Linked DNA regions of Homo sapiens: region 2 is linked to region 1. The links are chromatin loops, found by intact Hi-C in ENCODE. Cell type or tissue: Caco-2. All regions are shown on one strand. Each heading gives the region's core, and the rest is flanking DNA. Links, peaks and the distances in the headings are about the cores only. Region 1 overlaps SORBS1 (sorbin and SH3 domain containing 1). Region 2 overlaps PDLIM1 (PDZ and LIM domain 1).

Evidence for each region. A loop is a pair of places that touch in the nucleus more often than their neighbours do. Peaks named below come from ENCODE experiments on the same cell type or tissue, not always from the same donor. Only the 100,000 strongest peaks of a DNase experiment are listed, where the experiment ranks them.
Region 2: a loop joins it to region 1, with 7 times the contacts of the local background. A loop is called at or near these places in 8 of 110 quality-filtered maps.

What each region holds. Positions count from the first base shown.
Region 1 is chr10:95,343,885-95,352,215 of GRCh38, forward strand. It overlaps SORBS1 (sorbin and SH3 domain containing 1), which reads right to left. Exons shown (of 33, transcript NM_001034954.3): 25 at 7,325-7,492; 26 at 2,522-2,568. Among named protein-coding and RNA genes, the nearest start is that of PDLIM1, 57 kb to the left of the region's middle. RefSeq lists an enhancer at 3,029-3,681. In Caco-2, for the core only: no CTCF peak of the experiment used is centred there; a DNase peak (open chromatin) is centred at 3,217.
Region 2 is chr10:95,261,856-95,270,186 of GRCh38, forward strand. It overlaps PDLIM1 (PDZ and LIM domain 1), which reads right to left. Exons shown (of 7, transcript NM_020992.4): 3 at 6,923-7,007; 4 at 2,009-2,208. Among named protein-coding and RNA genes, the nearest start is that of PDLIM1, 25 kb to the right of the region's middle. RefSeq lists an enhancer at 2,455-3,230. In Caco-2, for the core only: no CTCF peak of the experiment used is centred there; DNase peaks (open chromatin) are centred at 1,416, 2,486, 5,076 and 6,820.

The sequences.
Region 1 (8,331 bases), core at 142-8,141:
AGAGGTCCGTAAAGGGGATATGGACATTTGTCTCTGTGAGAAGGAATGTCTCGGGCCACATTTTTGCCACAGCCCTCTTTGGGGGGCATTACGAATTCCCCCTCCCTTCATCCCCAACCACAGGCACATAGATGAGCAAGACCCTCAGCATATTCACCCCTATGGAGATCTGCAGGCTCCTGATTCTGCTATACTAAGTATCTCGCAGCTGTGGAGGGGGATGGGAGCATAATGGTCCTACTATTAAGCAAAGGACCCACTTGTGTGTGAGAGACGAACTGAGGGGTCTGTAGTTGTAGCTGATGGAAGACTACCATGGGAAACCTGGGGCCCCATTCTTCCACTGCTGTGGACTATACCCCTAGCTCCCAAAGAACCACTGCTGGTGAGAGGGTTTGAGAAATATGATTCGCTTTAGATCTTTTTTGGAGCATCACGGTGTACATCAGCACAGCAGAGGCCCTGAGAAGGCCAGGGGGAAAGAAACTTGTTTAACTTTGTTGAACCAAGTATTCCATAACATGCTATTTTTTTTTTTAGATGGAGACTCACTCTGTCCCCCAGGCTGGAATGCAGTGGCATGATCTTGGCTTACTGCAACCTCCGCCTCCTGGGTTCAAGCAATTCTCATGCCTTAGACTCCTGAGTAGCTGGAATTACAGGCACTTGCCACCACACCCGGCTAATTTTTGTATTTTTTGGTAGAGACAGGGTTTCGCCATGTTGGCCAGGCTGGTCTTGAACTCCTGACCACAAGTGATCTGCCAGCCTCAGCCTCCCAAAGTGCTGGGATTACAGGTGTGAGCTACCACGCCTGGCCCCGACAGCATGCTTTTTTGAGTAATTGACTATGGCGAAATGTAAAACCAAGTGACTGAAGGGCTTAAAAGACCATGGAGCTAGAATTTACTTTTTTCACTAAATTTTGTGGACATTTTTTTGGAGGCAGCATGTCGTGATGAAAACACTGAGTTAGGAGGAAGGAGCCCTCTCTCCGGCATTAGCAATGTTGATAAAAGGTGACAATTTCTGTGGATCTAAGCTTTCTCACCTGTTCTATTTGACAGGGTTGCTCTAAAAAAAAATTGTTTTAAGACTCTTTATGAAATCTGGGAAAATGTAATATTATCATCACTATACCATTTAATAAATCTTACAAAGACTCCTCAATTCAAAGAAATAAGTGTATTAATTAAATTGCAAATTAATTTATATATCTCTGTTATCCTTTCTGGTTTAAAAAAAAAAGGGGGGGAAGAGGATGACATATTTTGAGTATTAAATTTTGGTCACTATGCAAAATGTTTTACAGGTATTACCCCAGCTTCCCTGCAAGAGAGGCATTTTTACCCCTATCTCGCAGATAAAGAAAATTGAGTGGGGGAGAAGTTGATAACTTCACTACAGTCACAAAGATAGTAAGTGGCATAGTCAGGATTTGAACACAGGGCTTCCTGACTCTAAAGCCCACAATCTTTGCAGTATATTACACAGCCACCTCCTTTAGCTGACCAACTAAAGGACTGGAGTAATACACACAAACCCAACTATACCAGATTTGTGCCTAGGCTCTAGACACTGTGGCCTGGTCACTCATTTTGTGATCCAGGAGATCAGAACCATGGTTGGTTAGCTCCACACAGCATTTCCCAGCATCTAAGGACAGGGAGCTCTCCCTCTGATCACCAGATGCACAACCATCCATCTGCAGGACAATGGGGTGGCCACTGACCATTGTACTTTTAGCTGCCAATGAGAACTCATGGACTATTTAAATCCATTATTAGATAAAAAGCCAGCTGTTTCCTTATGGAACCCAGTCTTTGGTAGCATCTCCCAAATCGTGTTTCAGGTTCCTTTCTTGAAAGACTTCTGGAGCTATTAATATGTCATCAACAAAGTATCTCTTCAAAGTGGGTGGGAGGTATAGATAGAGCATGCAGTGTTTCCCAACTCATTCTACAACAGAACTCTCTTTTTGAGAAAAATTTTACAGGGCTAGCACTCTGAAGAACACACTTAAGAGAAACGCCAGTCTCCTGTGGGTTCATGTAAGATTTTAATCTCTTGGGATGTTGTAGCAAAATGGGTAAAGTTATCTCCCTAGAGACTGGTCTAGATCCTTCCACAGAAAAGATGGGTCAGATCAAGCCACCACTTGAGCAAATAGAGCCACTACATAGGAGGAGGCAGGGTGGGGCAGGGTATAAGACCCCAACCTCTGCCTAGGTTTGAATTCCAACTCTATCACACCAGCTTGAGCAGGTTCCTTAACCTTATAGTCTCTTGGTCTCTTCATTTGAACAGTGGGGATCATCACAGCACCCACTCCATAAGGAATTAACATAAGCAAAGTACTCTGAATAGTGTTTGGCACATAGCAAACTCTATGAACTACTGTTTTGTTCTTTTTTTTTTAACAACAATTTTTATAATTGTTATTTCTCCAACTCTACAAACAAACTGCTGTGTTTCAAAAAGGCAGCTAAAAAGACAAATAAATATAACTGGTGGCACTTACTTTAGTGTCTGAGCTTTAAAGTCAAATTTGGCTCTGGCAGGTCTCATCTGAACATAAGAAACAATGACAAGTTAAAATCAGGATTCATGGACAACAAGGACACATTTTCACAAATTTCTAGAAAGCAAAGCAGAAAAATTCACTCTAGCCAGTTTGTTCTAGTGTAGAAATCTGGGCAAAATTGCATTTGTCTGACCTTAGTAGAACACTAGATAAATGTTTAGTCAACTATGTATGTCATTCATGAGAATCCCCCTAAAAACAGCCAGATCTGGGGAAGAGATGGTTAGAAAGGTCCCAAAGCTGAGGTAACAGTTCCTCAAAACATGTGAACCATGGCTATTAAAAAAACAAACAAACAAAAAGACAAAGTCAGCCAGAAGTCCTAAGATGTTCCTTATCTACTGTCTTATTCCTTAGAGACATCTACTTGCTTAAATTATGATATGCAAGTAGGTGAAATGCCGATTCACTTCTCACATCATCTCCAACTCCATATATTTCTTACGGTCTGTGACATCATCCAAAAAGCCAGATAAAGTGGTCCCTGAGCTCAAATGACTCCTGCCAAGACTTCCAATCCTGTTGGGTAGCCCTCTGTTCCCAGATGCCCAGGTCCAAGTCAGCCTCTGCCCCTTCTCCACTTCCTGATCAAGTGTGTCATTAAGTCAGGAGGGACCTCCCTCCACACCTCCATCCCTCCACAACCCTGTTGCTCAAAGCTGACATCTAGTTTCCATTGACACAAAGCTTCCTTTGATTTCACATTCTCTTCACTCTAATCTGTCACCCAGGAGCACAAATAACATTCCTAACATTCTTCCTCACATCTCTTCCTTGCTTTGAAGTTGGCTGCTGCTCTCAACTTTCCCTCAGTTCAAATCTCAATTCCTGCCATAGGTGAAGGCCTTTGGGTAGTTTCTCCCTACTCTTACAGAATTGCCTTTATCTCTACTACACTGTTCCTGTTCCAGTCAAATCTATTTGCTACACCTCAGCTGAACCCCCTCCTACCCTCTCCTCTATCTGGAATTTCTTTTTTTTTTTGAGACAGTGTCTTACTCTGTCTCCCAGGCTGGAGTGCAGTGGCACGATCTCAGCTCACTGTAACCTCTGCCTCCCAGGTTCAAGCAATTCTCCTGCTTTAGCCTCCCGAGTAGCTGGGACTACAGGCATGTGCCACCACGCCAGGCTAATTTTTGTATTTCTCGGTAGAGACTGGGTTTCACCATGTTGGCCAGGCTGGTCTCTAACTCCTGGCCTCAAGTGATCCACCCACTTTGGCCTCCCAAAGTGCTGGGATTACAGGTGTGAACCACTACGCCCGGCTGTGGAATTTCTTTCTTTTTTTTGAGACAGCGTCTTGCCCTGTTGCCCAGGATGGAGGGCAGTGGCACAATCATGGCTCACTGCAGTCTTGACTCCCCAGGCTCAGGTGATCTTCCCACCTCAGCCTCCTGAGTAGCTGGGACTACAGGCATGCACCACCACGCCTGGGTAACTTTTATACAGATAGGGTCCCACAATGTTGCCCAGGCTGGTCTCAGATTCCTGGGTTCAAGCGGTCCTCCTGCCTTGGCCTCCCAAAGTGCTGGGATTACAGGTGTGAGCCACTGTGCCTAGCCTTCCACAGGCATTTTTAAAGTCTGCATTTTCACATTGATGTTTTCATCTATCTACCCATCTATACCAAACGTACGGGGGCCAAGTGAATGATCACCTTATAATCTAGTTAAAGCCACACAATTTCAATACCTGTGTTTGTGTCTGTAACCAAAGGGCATAATTTCACAGTTGCAGGTGAACAAGAAAATAATGGATGTGGGGTTAATGATAAATGACAAGTTCACAAGAGAAAACTAAATGACCAAAATTATAAGGATACGAATTTCACAGTGATTTCAATAGAAAAACACAAGGAAGTAGGTTACCTCATGTCACCCAGCTGTAGAGCTGTGTGAACTTTAAAAAATGTATACCAAAGCAGCACAGCATTCACACTTTGGTAACTGAGTTCTGTCAAAACAATATCTCCTATCAATTAAATCAATATAATTATATAGCTGTGTAGTTTATGGTTACTTTGTAAGCAGACTTAGGTTAATAATGTGGGGTGGTGAGATTTTTTTCATTAAAGACCTGTTAAAATTCACTGATTCCATTGAACTCTTGAGACGTGTATGTGAGTCATCGATGGTTATACAAAGCAACATCCTCTCCTTCTTTATCTCCCTATAGCTCCCAAGGCTAAATCCATCTTTCCCTCCTCTGGCTTTCACAGTATTGTATTACTTACTACAGGACAGAGATAACTGTATAAGAGGGAGACTTCCACTATCAGCTCCCCAAGGGCACAGACTGAGTTCTTTCTGCCTCCCATAGGGTCTTACACAGAACCTGTGGTCACCCAAGTCCTACCGAATGGGATTGAAGTGCATTGACACAGTGTGGTGCACCTGGGATGTGTTGGTCTCTACTTTTTCTAGTCCACAGTCAACCTCTAGGGCAGTGATTCTCAAAATGTGGTCCCTAAACTGGTATAATCAATATCACCTGGGAAATTGTTAAAAATGTAAATTTTCAGGCCCCACTGCAGAATCAGAAACTTTGCAGATAGGACCCAGGGTCTGTATTTTACCAAGCCCTCCAGGGGATGCTAACGCACTTGTCAGAGTTTGAGAAGCATTGCTCTAGAAGGGAGGCAGGCTCACTGAGCTGAGTTTGCCTGCCTCTGTCTGTGGTTATTCCACCCACGGTGCATTTCTGTTTGCATGTATCATGTACATGTGTAAGTGTGCAGCCGTAGTGCCTTCACCTGTTCCCATCTTCTTCTACCTACAAGCAGGCAGGACTGTCAGTGAGGACAAACCATGCCCAGAGCCTTCTGAGAAGGGCCTTTTTGAGGAGGAGCTGGAATGTTGAGGGCTCAAGGGCTATCTTTCCCTTGCAATTAACATTCGCTAACTTTTGCTTCTTCCTTGATAGATTTTCTTTCTCTCCATCATTTTAGAGTCTCCTTCTCTTCCCCAGCTTTCCTTTTTCTTTTAATTTGAGACAGCCTCAAATTTCTTTAAATTTGAGACAGGATCTCACTCTGCCATCCATGGTGGAGTGATGTGTTCATAGCTCATTGCAGTCTTGAACTTTTGGGGTCAAGTGATCCTCCCACCTCAGCCTCCCAAGTGGCTATGACTATAGGCGTGTGCCACCAAGCCTGGCTAATTTTTCTATATATATACATTTTTTTGTAAAGACGAGGTCTCCCTATGGTGCAAAGGCTAGTTTCGAACTCCTGGCCGTAAGTGATCCTACTGGCTCAGCTTCTCATAGTGCTGGGATTATAGACTTGAGCCACTAAACCCAGCCAGCTTTCTTTCTTTTAATTTGGTTCCCTCTTTTCACTATCTCTTCTTCCCAGACACATTTTTTTTTTTTTTTTTGAGACAGGGTCTTGCTCTGTTGCTCAGGCTGGAGTGCAGCGGCATGATCATGACTCACTGCAGCCTTGAGCTCCCAGACTCAAGCAACCCTCCTGCCTCAGCCTCCTCAGTAGTTTGGACTACAGACATGTGCCACCACACCTGGCTATCTACCAATCTATCTAATTAATTAATTAATTAGAGATGGGGGTCTTACTATGTTGCCCAAGCTGGTGTCGAACTCCTGGGCTCAAGCAATTCTCCCACCTTGACTTCCCAAAGTACTGGGATTACAGGTGTAAGCCACTATGCCCAGTCATATTTCTAAAATAAAAAAGATAGGCAATGATACTCTAGATAGAAAAATAAATAAAAAATAAAATAAAAAAGATAGAAACAAATATTAATCTACTGTACTGAAAGGTTATAAAACAGTACATACTTTGGGTGTTATTCCCCCATTCCCCTAGCTCCCACCCTAAATCCCAGACTTACCCATTTTCCCTAAAAGAGATCATCTTCAGCAGCGCTACTTAAGGGTTACATGGCAAAGCATAAACTCTTACGCAAGATACAGCATTTGGCTAGCATGAGAATTTCGACATGTTGACCTTAGTGCAGGAGGCCAAGATCTGGATAAAAATCACTTCAAAGTTTGTTCTTCTCTTTCCTCTTATAATATTAAGCTTTCATAATCTAGGCTTGGAAATGTCAAAACTAAAAGAACAAATGAAACGTCCCTTGGAGAACTCTCTTACCCTCTGTGGGTTTTTCCTAACTGCAAAAGTCTTTGGGCTTCAAAATTCTTTAGTGAGGCGCACTACTGCAGCACTGCTGAACACTTCACACAATTCATCCACCTACATGTGAGCAGCAGCACTGTTCTATATTTCAAAATTAATGTCACTAAATTTGGAGGCCTTTGTAAATGGCATAAATTATTGTTAAGCTAACTTTCGTAAAGTTTCATTAACCATCTTTTCAAAGAAGAATTGTGTAACTGTCCACACCATAGCTACCAATGCATATGGACTCAGGTATAAGGTTTCTAAGCAGAATGCACAGGCAACACAGTAGCATGATAAAATGCAGGATGTGGAGGGCTGGACTCATGAAGGCAGCCAATGGTCTAAGGCATGCAACAGGGGCATGTGCCAGCAGATCCCGGTCCCCCAGCCAGGCATGCTTGAACATACAGAGCACAGGACATAATGGGGTCATGTCTATTTACCAGCCGCAAGAAGCCAAAGCAAGCCTAAGGGAGGCCAGGATGACAGATGCTGTTTGGAGAACTAAACTGGCCTACAGAGGACAATGCTGAGGGGAGGCAAATAGGCAAATATTGCTTTGGGTCAAGCAGCAGATTGAGGTGACCAAAACAGACCTCTGACCCAGATTTCCTTTTTGCAGTATCGTCTATATTGAGGAGGTCCCCAAAGCGCTCATTAGTGATAAACTGATGGTGCGTCGGAATGACGCCTGTGTGGCGTCGAGCTGCAATATCAGCCTCTTCTTGCTCGCGTTTAAGTCGTCTCTGGTCCGCTAAAAGTTTCTGCCATAAAATTGCATAAAATGGGCAGTGAATCATCTGTTCCAGCATATTAGAAAACTGCCAACAAAAGTAATTAGGGAAGGAGGTACTGGGTGAATGGGGCAGAAGCTTTAAGACTCAGCTGTCAGAACGGCTGTAGAGCCACAACTATTACACTCCCATCATAACCACCCTCCAAGCACTGTAGAAAGGAGGCAGCACTTCACTGGAAAAGCCGGGATAGGGGAAGGATGATTCCACATGATTACACTGTCCAGCAAACTACCTACCCCCGGCTCAGCCCAAAGCCTCTTGCTTCTGGCAGCAAAAGGCCAGGTGAGCCAGGGGGCACATCCAGGGCATTCCCAACCATGCTGGGCTGGCAGCAGGAGGCTGGAAGTGCCATCTCTACCCTGTTTTTAGGCAGGGATATATTCCTACAGCATATTCCCCTGGCAGGACCAGGGCTGGCCAATTCCTCCTACCCACCTCAGGCCTATTAAACCTGCTATAGGCTTCTGCTAGTGAAGTCTATGGCACCAGGTCATTTTTGTGCTTCCTGTATCTCTTACTCTAATATGTTCTTGCCCATTTCAGAAAGGATGATGCCCCTTCTAGGCAGCCAACTCTTCCCCTAGGCACAATTTTTAGAAGGCCTTAGGATATGCACCAAAGGCTAATTATGTGGCTGACAGCATCACTTACTTTTTTACTGAATGACTTCTTCACTGGGTGAAATGAAGCTGAGTTAAAGGGAATGACAGAGAATATAAATATTAAAAAAAAACCCTAAGAATAACGCTACCTGGGATTAGAAGAAATATTCTCTCTTAGAGTAAGGAAAAAGTCATCTATTTCTA
Region 2 (8,331 bases), core at 178-8,177, 82 kb before region 1:
AAATTATCCGGGCGTGGTGGCGCATGCCTGTAATCCCAGCTACTCGGGAGGCTGATGCAGAAGAATCGCTTGAACCCGGGAGGCGGAGGTTGTGGTGAGCAGAGATCACTCCATTGCACTCTAGCCTAGGCAACAAGAGTGAAACTCCGTCTCAAAAAAAAAAAAAAAGAAAGAAAGAAATCTTAGTGTCCTCTCAGTGTCAGGCACAGGGAACAGGGATGCACATGTCATGGGTGTCCAATGACATCTGTCTCTCTCTGGGGAGGGGAGGGGTGACTATATGCAAGGAATGCCCAAGGAGCCCTTGAGAGGTGTTGCTACAACAGCCCTTTCCAAACATTTAAGTAGTTTGGAACCTCTAGTATCTTAACCTCTCTCAACCTGCATTTGAAGCCATTGGTTTGCAATTTAATTACCCTAAGAGTTGAGCAGGTTCTTGTTAAAGGTGAATTGGGGAGAAACTGAATGGCAAAGCGGGCTTCAGAGGCAATACAAAAATTGATGATTCCAAGTGAGAAAGGTTCTCAGAGCTAAGGCAAGTTTGGACCACACAGTGTTTTCCAACAAAATTTAAATGTCACCAATAATTAAAAATCAGGAGATTTCCGAAAAAAAGAGGCTTTCCAACTTCTGTTTTAATGGAAATAATTAGCAGAAATGAGACCTGCATGAGGCACGTGGCTGGAGCCAAGGAGCAGCGTCCCCTCCGGACCAGGAATGCACGCTCCAGCTGCCACCCCCACCCCCACCCAGCACCCTTGTTTACTCAGAGCTCTGCCTCAGTTCCTCATCCTGCCTGCCACTTTTGGGTATTTGAGTGGGCAATTCCTAACCTAGTCCACCCACTTTACACCTACAGAGAATTGGCCCCATCTTTAACCCATCCTCAAACCCAGTTCCTTTGCTGGGATTCCCAGTGTTTCTGGATTCATCCTCAAAGAGCCTGAGATGGAGCAGACACTGGGCCCCTCTGCTGGCAAGATCCAGGAGACTCCAATAAAGACTCAAAGGGCTTGGTGGCTCATGCCTGTAATCCCGGAAATTTGGGAGTCTGAGGTGGGAGGATCACTTGGGCCCAGGAGTTCGAGACCAGCCTGGGCAACACAGTGAGACCCCAATCTCTACAAAAAAAAGTAAAACTTAGCCAAGTGTGGTGGCACACACCTGTAGTACCAGCTACTCAGGAGGCTGAGGTGGGAGGATCACTTGAACCCAGGAGGTCGAGGCTGCAGTGAGCTGTGATCAAACCACTGTACTCCAGCCTGGGTGACAGAGCGAAAGCTTGTCTCAAAAAAAAAAAAAAAAGACTCAAAGGCAGCTGCAGCCAGATGATCTGTGACAGAAGAGGACATGCCTCCTCAGTCCCCAGCAAGGCACTTCCTCAGACACCTCTCCCCTTTCCACCTGCAGCCCTACCTCTCCCCCAGTTAAGCCTGCCTCTGTCCCCAGATCAGAACCTATTCCTAGGACAAGCATTTATATCCTCAGGGACCTCTCTTCTTTCATGACCTCTGGTCCACTCTAGGGAAAAAGCAAACACTGCTTCACCAAAACTATGCAGCATGAAGTATTTCTCCCTTGCTTAGTTCAGATGGTGGACATAAGCACAGGCTACTCTAGATTCCCTCAAACACTCCCCGACTAATAATACTGAAGAATTTCTCGGGAAGCAGCAGGCCTGTCAAGGAAGGACTATGTTCAATTAGAAGATGATGACCACAGAAATCAAAACACAAATAAAAACAGTTCTGGAGGATTAAGTGATTTGTTTGTGCTTAACACAATGCTGGGCATTTTACGTATTAATTCTTACTTTTACAGACACCCTATAAAGCAGGAGGTATTGTCCCCTTTGTGTAGATGAAGAAAATGAACACAGAAGTGTTCTGCTAATGTAGTCATTTTTCTCCCTGGAGTAGTGGCTCTTGCACCTGCCTGGGCAGCCCTGGTCCTGATGTGAAAAGCCCCTCCCAGGAGCGGCTCAGAGGAGGACTCCTGGGCTACTTACGGTCTGCTGTTCGCCTCCACCCCGCTGGCAGCAGTCTTTGACTCCAGGGCATTGTTGAAGTTGGAGATATTTTCAGAAGAGTAGAGGCCAGCTGGGTTGTTGTACTGGTTTGTGATGACCCTGGCAGTAGTGCTGGAGGCAGGCGAGGCGGTAAAGGGCATGGCACTTCGGTTGTGGGCGCTTCCTATGTGCAGGACCTCCTGCAGGCAGGGATCAGAGGAGAAATCAAGGGGGGCATCCAATGCAAACCCCTTGATGGGCAGTGCAGGCTGAGCGCCAGGGAGAGGTGTTCCAGCTGCTAAGATGGCCCTAGTTCAACCCAAACTTTAGCTGAGGGACACTGACACACCCACTGAGACACACGGGCAATGACTGGGGAAGTTTCCCACAATGGGCACCTGTGCGAGTTCACACCCCCTGAATCATCTCTACCTTCTGATTCTTCCTTGAGGCCCAGCAAAGCCTGCCCTCTAAGGCACCCTCGGGCAGGACAGCCCTTGATGCTTTGGGCTGTAAGATTCAAGTCAGAGCTAAAACACGCTTTCAGGGCACATACCAAAGAGATTAAAGCACTAGGTGAAGAGAAATATGCAGTCACTTTGGTCAGTGCAAAAGCAGGAGATGATAAAAGGTGGAGATAAATTCTCCATAAGTGAGCAAGTTAGACAAGCAAGGTAAGAGGGTGTGGTGTCACAGGGGAAGCAGCTGCTGACTAGGCAGAGATGGTCTCAGTCTCCTGCAGAGCAAGGGTAAAGGAAATTAAGGATCTATTGTTTCTTCTGGGAGAAAGACAAGGCTAATCAGATAGAAGGTCGGGGATACCTGTTACAGGGGCGGTACCCAGCAGAGCTGCAGAAAAGGACTTTTGAGTTCCTTGTGTTCTCATTCCCCTCTTTCTGTAATTTGAGAAAGTTCCCTCCACCCCCACCCTAGACTTGTTAAGAGTCAGGTGAATAATTACTACAGCTACAACATCTCAGAGCTCCTTTACAAACCCGCAAAGCCACTTTGGAAATTAACATTCCTGTTTTCTAAAACTACAGCTTTTCTACTTTTTCTTTCCCTCCTGCCAGCATCACAGCTTTTCTGATAGCCCAATCAGCAAGGTCCTTTCTATATGGGTGTCTGGACAACCCATGGCTTCTAGGTGATGCATGCTCTGTGCAGCCAGCTGAACTCAAAATGTGTCTTAGTGTCTGTGTTTTCCAGAAAAATCTTCCTGAACTCTAGTCTCTTTCTTAAAACACCCAGGCCCAGAACAGCTGCCTCCAAAAGAGTTCCTGTCATCTGTTGCACTTCCTTTTTTCTCTCCTTTTTTGTTAAATATTCAAGTCTTTTATGCTTTCTTAAAAAAAAAAAATCATGAAAACTAAAAGCTTTATTGAGTACCTAATTTAAAATAAAAGAAAACAACCTGAAAATATTTTTATGTTTAAGACTTCTCTTTTGGGCCGAGCGTGGTGGCTCACGCCTGTAATCCCAGCACTTTGGGAGGCCGAGGCGGGCGGATCACCTGAGGTCCGGAGTTCAAGACCAGCCTGACCAACATGGAGAAACCTCATCTCTACTAAAAATACAAAAATTAGCCAGACATGGTGGCGCATGCCTGTAATCCCAGCTACTCGGGAGGCTGAGGCAGGAGAATCTCTTGAACCCAGGAGGCAGAGGTTGCGGTGAGCCGAGATTGTACCATTGCACCCCAGCCTGGGCAACGAGAGTGGAACTCTGTCAAAAAAAAAAAAAAAAAAAAAAAAAAAGATTTCTCTTTTGGCTGGGTGCAGTGGCTCACGCCTGTAATCCCAACACTTTGGGAGTCCAAATCAGGAGGATTGCTTGAGCCTAGGAGTTCGAAACCAGCCTGGGCAACATAGTAAGACCCCATCCGTAAAAAAAAGTTAGACAGTCAAGTAGCCTGTAGTCCCAGCTACTTGAGAGGGCTGAGGCAGGAGGATCATGTAAGCCCATGAGATGGAGGATGCAGTGTGCCATATCGTGCCACTGCACATCAGCCTGGGTGACAGAGCTAGACTCTCATCCCTAAAAAAACAAAACAGGCCAGGCACGGTGGCTCATTCCTGTAATCGCAGCACTTTGGAAAGCCAACGCAAGAGGATCACCTGAGTTCAGGAATTCAAGACCAGCCTGGCCAACATGGTGAAACCTCGTTTCTACTAAAATATAAAAATTAGCTAGGCGTGGTGGCACCTGCCTGTAATCCCAGCTACTCAGAGGCTGAGGCAAGAAAATCACTTGAACTCAGGAGGCAGAGGTTGCAGTGAGCCAAGACTGCACCATTGCACTCCAGCCTGGGTGACAGAGCAAGACTCCATCTCACAAATAAAAAATAAAAATAAATAACAAAAAATAAAAAACAACACAAAACTTCAGCAGTTATCAAAGAGTAGTTAAGTAAATTTTATGGCACAGCTACCCAAATAAATAATATATAGTAATTAAAGGCTATGGTCATGAAGACAGAGATTTACAGATGGGTGGCCTGGTACCCTTGCCTACATGTGCCGCAGCCAGGATGGTCATTCTTTCTTCTTCTCTCCATCACCATGGCAATTCCTAGGAGCAGCAGAGGATGCAGAGCCCCAAGGAAGGGTCTTTATTTTTCCGCCTTGGCTCAATTTTTCCCTGCAATTTCCTGTTTGGCAAGGAATACCCCTCTAAGCCCATTTTTCATCTTTAAAATGAAGAAGATAAAGCCTTCTTTACAAGGATTTGTGTGAGTTACTAGAGTGTCAAGTACAGTGCCTGGCTCGTGGCACATATTCAACCAGGGTCTGTTCCCTTCTCCCTCCACCGAAACACATTTCCAATTAGAATGGAAGTCAATGGAAAATTCAGGTTGAAAATTCGGATGATTTCACTTTCTAAAGAATCTTTCAAGAATGCATCTGGTTTGTACATAAAAGGAATATCTCTACCCTCATCTGAATACTGACTGGTCTTTCCAGAAAGCAGGCAGATTCAGGGCTTGCCTTTTAGAAGGGATGATGTAATTGTTTGGGCTTTGTATTTATCAGTCTCCAAGGAAACTCAATAATGAGGAAGTACAAACTAGGTGTGTAACTATGCTGACCTCAGATAAGCTGGGGTGTTGGTTGGCATTACATGAACCAACAGATCTTTTTATTATAGATGAACTCTGCTCTTACTCATTTATCCTCTACTTTAGAATGGCTGGAAGTAAAAGACTGGAAAAATGATGGGTGAGAAGTTTTTCTTACAGTAATAAAGCATTACTAGAATCACAAGAAAAATACAAGGGTTTAAAGTATTTGAGAATTTTTGTAATCTGAAGAGAACTACCTTCAAAAGATTAATACAGGTAACTACAGATTTAAAATGAAAATTCAAATATACTACAAATGAAAACTATAACTGAAATTTACATAATTACCTTATTTACATGAAAATGAGGATTTCAGATAGACCAAGTTAAAACGAAATCATTCCTTGTGTGTTATAAAATATGTAAAAATTAAAATTTAACAATTAAAATTTAACATTTATGGTAAATTTAATGAAGTAGCTGAGAACTCCCAAGGAAACTGAAACTAACTGTGGCATGTTTTAAATTAGTTTGCACAACTGCCAGTGTATAGACCAAGTGCCATTTTACGAACTTTCCTGAGAGGAGTTGTATAGAAGAATATGTTCACATCAGTTTTGAAATGATGCAAAATGATCCTTAAAATGACTCTTGGGATTTTTAATAATTATTTTTACTATCTTAATGGCAAAAATTTTATGTGACTTCGTTTTTGAAATTTTAATGGATTCTATTTGAGAAAATATGACTTATATCCAACCACCCAATTAACACACACTAATATACCAAGTGAGTTCAACTTCATACAAGTTTCTGTTTTATGTATAAAAGATAGCTAGCTATATATTGTATTTTAATTACATCTTAATTCACCATAAAAACTAAATAGTATCCCAAATTTAGAAAAATAAGTTAAATTTCAAATCTTCAACTTGGGTCAAATGCATAACCATCACAAACCAGTGTAAAATTTTCAAAAGGCATTATCAACATACCTAGTTTATCATTACTAATTCATTAATGTATCCAACAGACACATACTTTGAGACAAGTAGCATGTTGGGTGTGAGGAATTTTACAAAAGATGTTCTAAACATCTCTAAGTTTGTCCCTTATTTCAAAAACAATACCCATGCCTTGTAGATTATTTAGAAGAGGCACATAAGGCAGAAAGAAATAAAATCACCTACAATCCAATAATCCAACTACTGAGAGATTTATTCACAAATATGGGATCTTAGGGCAGTCTACTGTCCTGAGAAATTCTATCTGGGTGACAAATTGTACACTATGTACTGCTTTTTTTTATATTAATTGCTGCTTTATTTTAGTAATTTTAAAGTCTCACTAGAAGTTTCACTGTAACAAAAATAGAGATTTCCACTCCATGGCTCATGGAAACCAGACAGGGGCATACAGTGGGGAGAAGCAGGGCTTCCTATTACATATTCCCCGATTTCTTCTAGGCTCTAGGCCTCCAGACCTAAACTTATTTTCATCCCTGTCATGATTCATTTGTTGCTGAAATCCATAACGAGCTGAATAGCTCCTTGACTTCACTGTGATCCTGCCAACCCTTCCCACGCAGGAAGGCTTCCACCGGCTTCCCTTATCGCCTTCCGACCCCCTGCTTCCAGCCCAGGACACAGCGTCACTGCCCTGGGGTTTTCCAGCCCTATCCTCCTGCAGTTCCCTTACGGGAAGAACTGAACAAGAGCCAGATACCAGCAGAGACAGTGAAGGGTCTTATCCCCAGGCCTCCAGGGCAGGAAAAACAGGAATGTGCTGAGCAGTGTCAGAAACGGCAAAGTGCTGGGTGGTGAGAGCAGCGGCAACGATGAGCAAGAACTTACCTGGGGTTCAGAGGCTAAATTCATCTTGTATGGATGACGCTTCCCTTCCTCCGTCACCAGAGGAGACCAGACTTTATGTTCAGATCTGCAACAGATTAACAAAGCTGCTGTTTCACTCATGTAAAATAAATAATATATACCAAAGACAAACTGGAAAAATGCCCCCTCTTTCCTGGACTAGGCACTGAACTAGCACCCTCCCATCAGCTCTACCTTCCATTTGCCACCAGGTTGATCTTTTAAACACCCCAATCTGATAACATCCATGGCTGATGGCTCCCCAGCATAGCCCCAAGGGGCTTCCCAAGCACTTCATCCTCCCTCACCACACTCTGGGTAGCTGACACCAGCAGTGTGGTCTCCTCCATGTTCCTAAGCATGACTCACACTGCCCTATCTCTGCTCAGGATAGAATGGGCTTCTCCTCTATCTCAACCCAGTGTGTTTGGTCCAGACCAAATAACCAACTTATTTGTGAAGCCTGTTTGACCCAAATGAAAATAATGCCTCTTGGCCGGGCGTGGTGGCTCACGCCTGTAATCCCAGCACTTTGGGAGGCTGAGGTGGGGAAATCACTTGAGGTCTGGAGTTTGACATCAGCCTGGCCAACATGGTGAAACCCCATCTCCACTAAAAATACAAAAATTAGCCGGGTGTGGTGGCATACGCCTATAATCCCAGCTACTCGGGAGGCTGAGGCAGGAGACTTGCTTAAACCCAGGAGGCAGAGGTTGCAGTGAGCTGAGATAGCACCACTGCACTTCAGCCTGGGTGACAGAGTGAGACTCCATCCCAAAAAAAAAAAAAAAAGAGAAGAACGCCCCTCTTTTGCTCTTATAAACTATTTTCTTTGTACCAACCACAGAGCAATGATTTTACTTTAGTCTCAGTTTTCATTAGTGTCGTTGTTTCCTCTCTTGCAGGTAGAAAATATTTATACTTATCTTTATTTATTTTATTTATTTATTTTTTGAGACAGAGTCTCGCTCTGTCGCCCAGGCTGGAGTGCAATGAATGGCGTGATCTTGGCTCACTGCAACCTCCGCTTCCCAGGCTCAAGCGATTCTCCCAGCCCAGTCTCCCGAGTAGCTGAGATTACAGGCACCTGCCATCATCCCTAGCTAATTTTTTTGTGTTTTTGTAGAAACAGGGTTTCATCATGTTGGCCAGGCTGGTCTTGAACTCCTAACCTCAGGTGATCTACCCACCTCGGCCTCCCAAAGTGCTGGGATTACAGACTAGAGCCACCATACCTGGCCATACTTAACTTTATATTTGTCACAATGTCTATGCCAGATATACAAGATGTCCCTTTTCAACATGCCGGTAAACAAATAAAAAATCAATTAATCAATGAATGAATGAATGTCCTGAACTCGGGCTTGAAGGAGAGGATTTGGACAAAGATA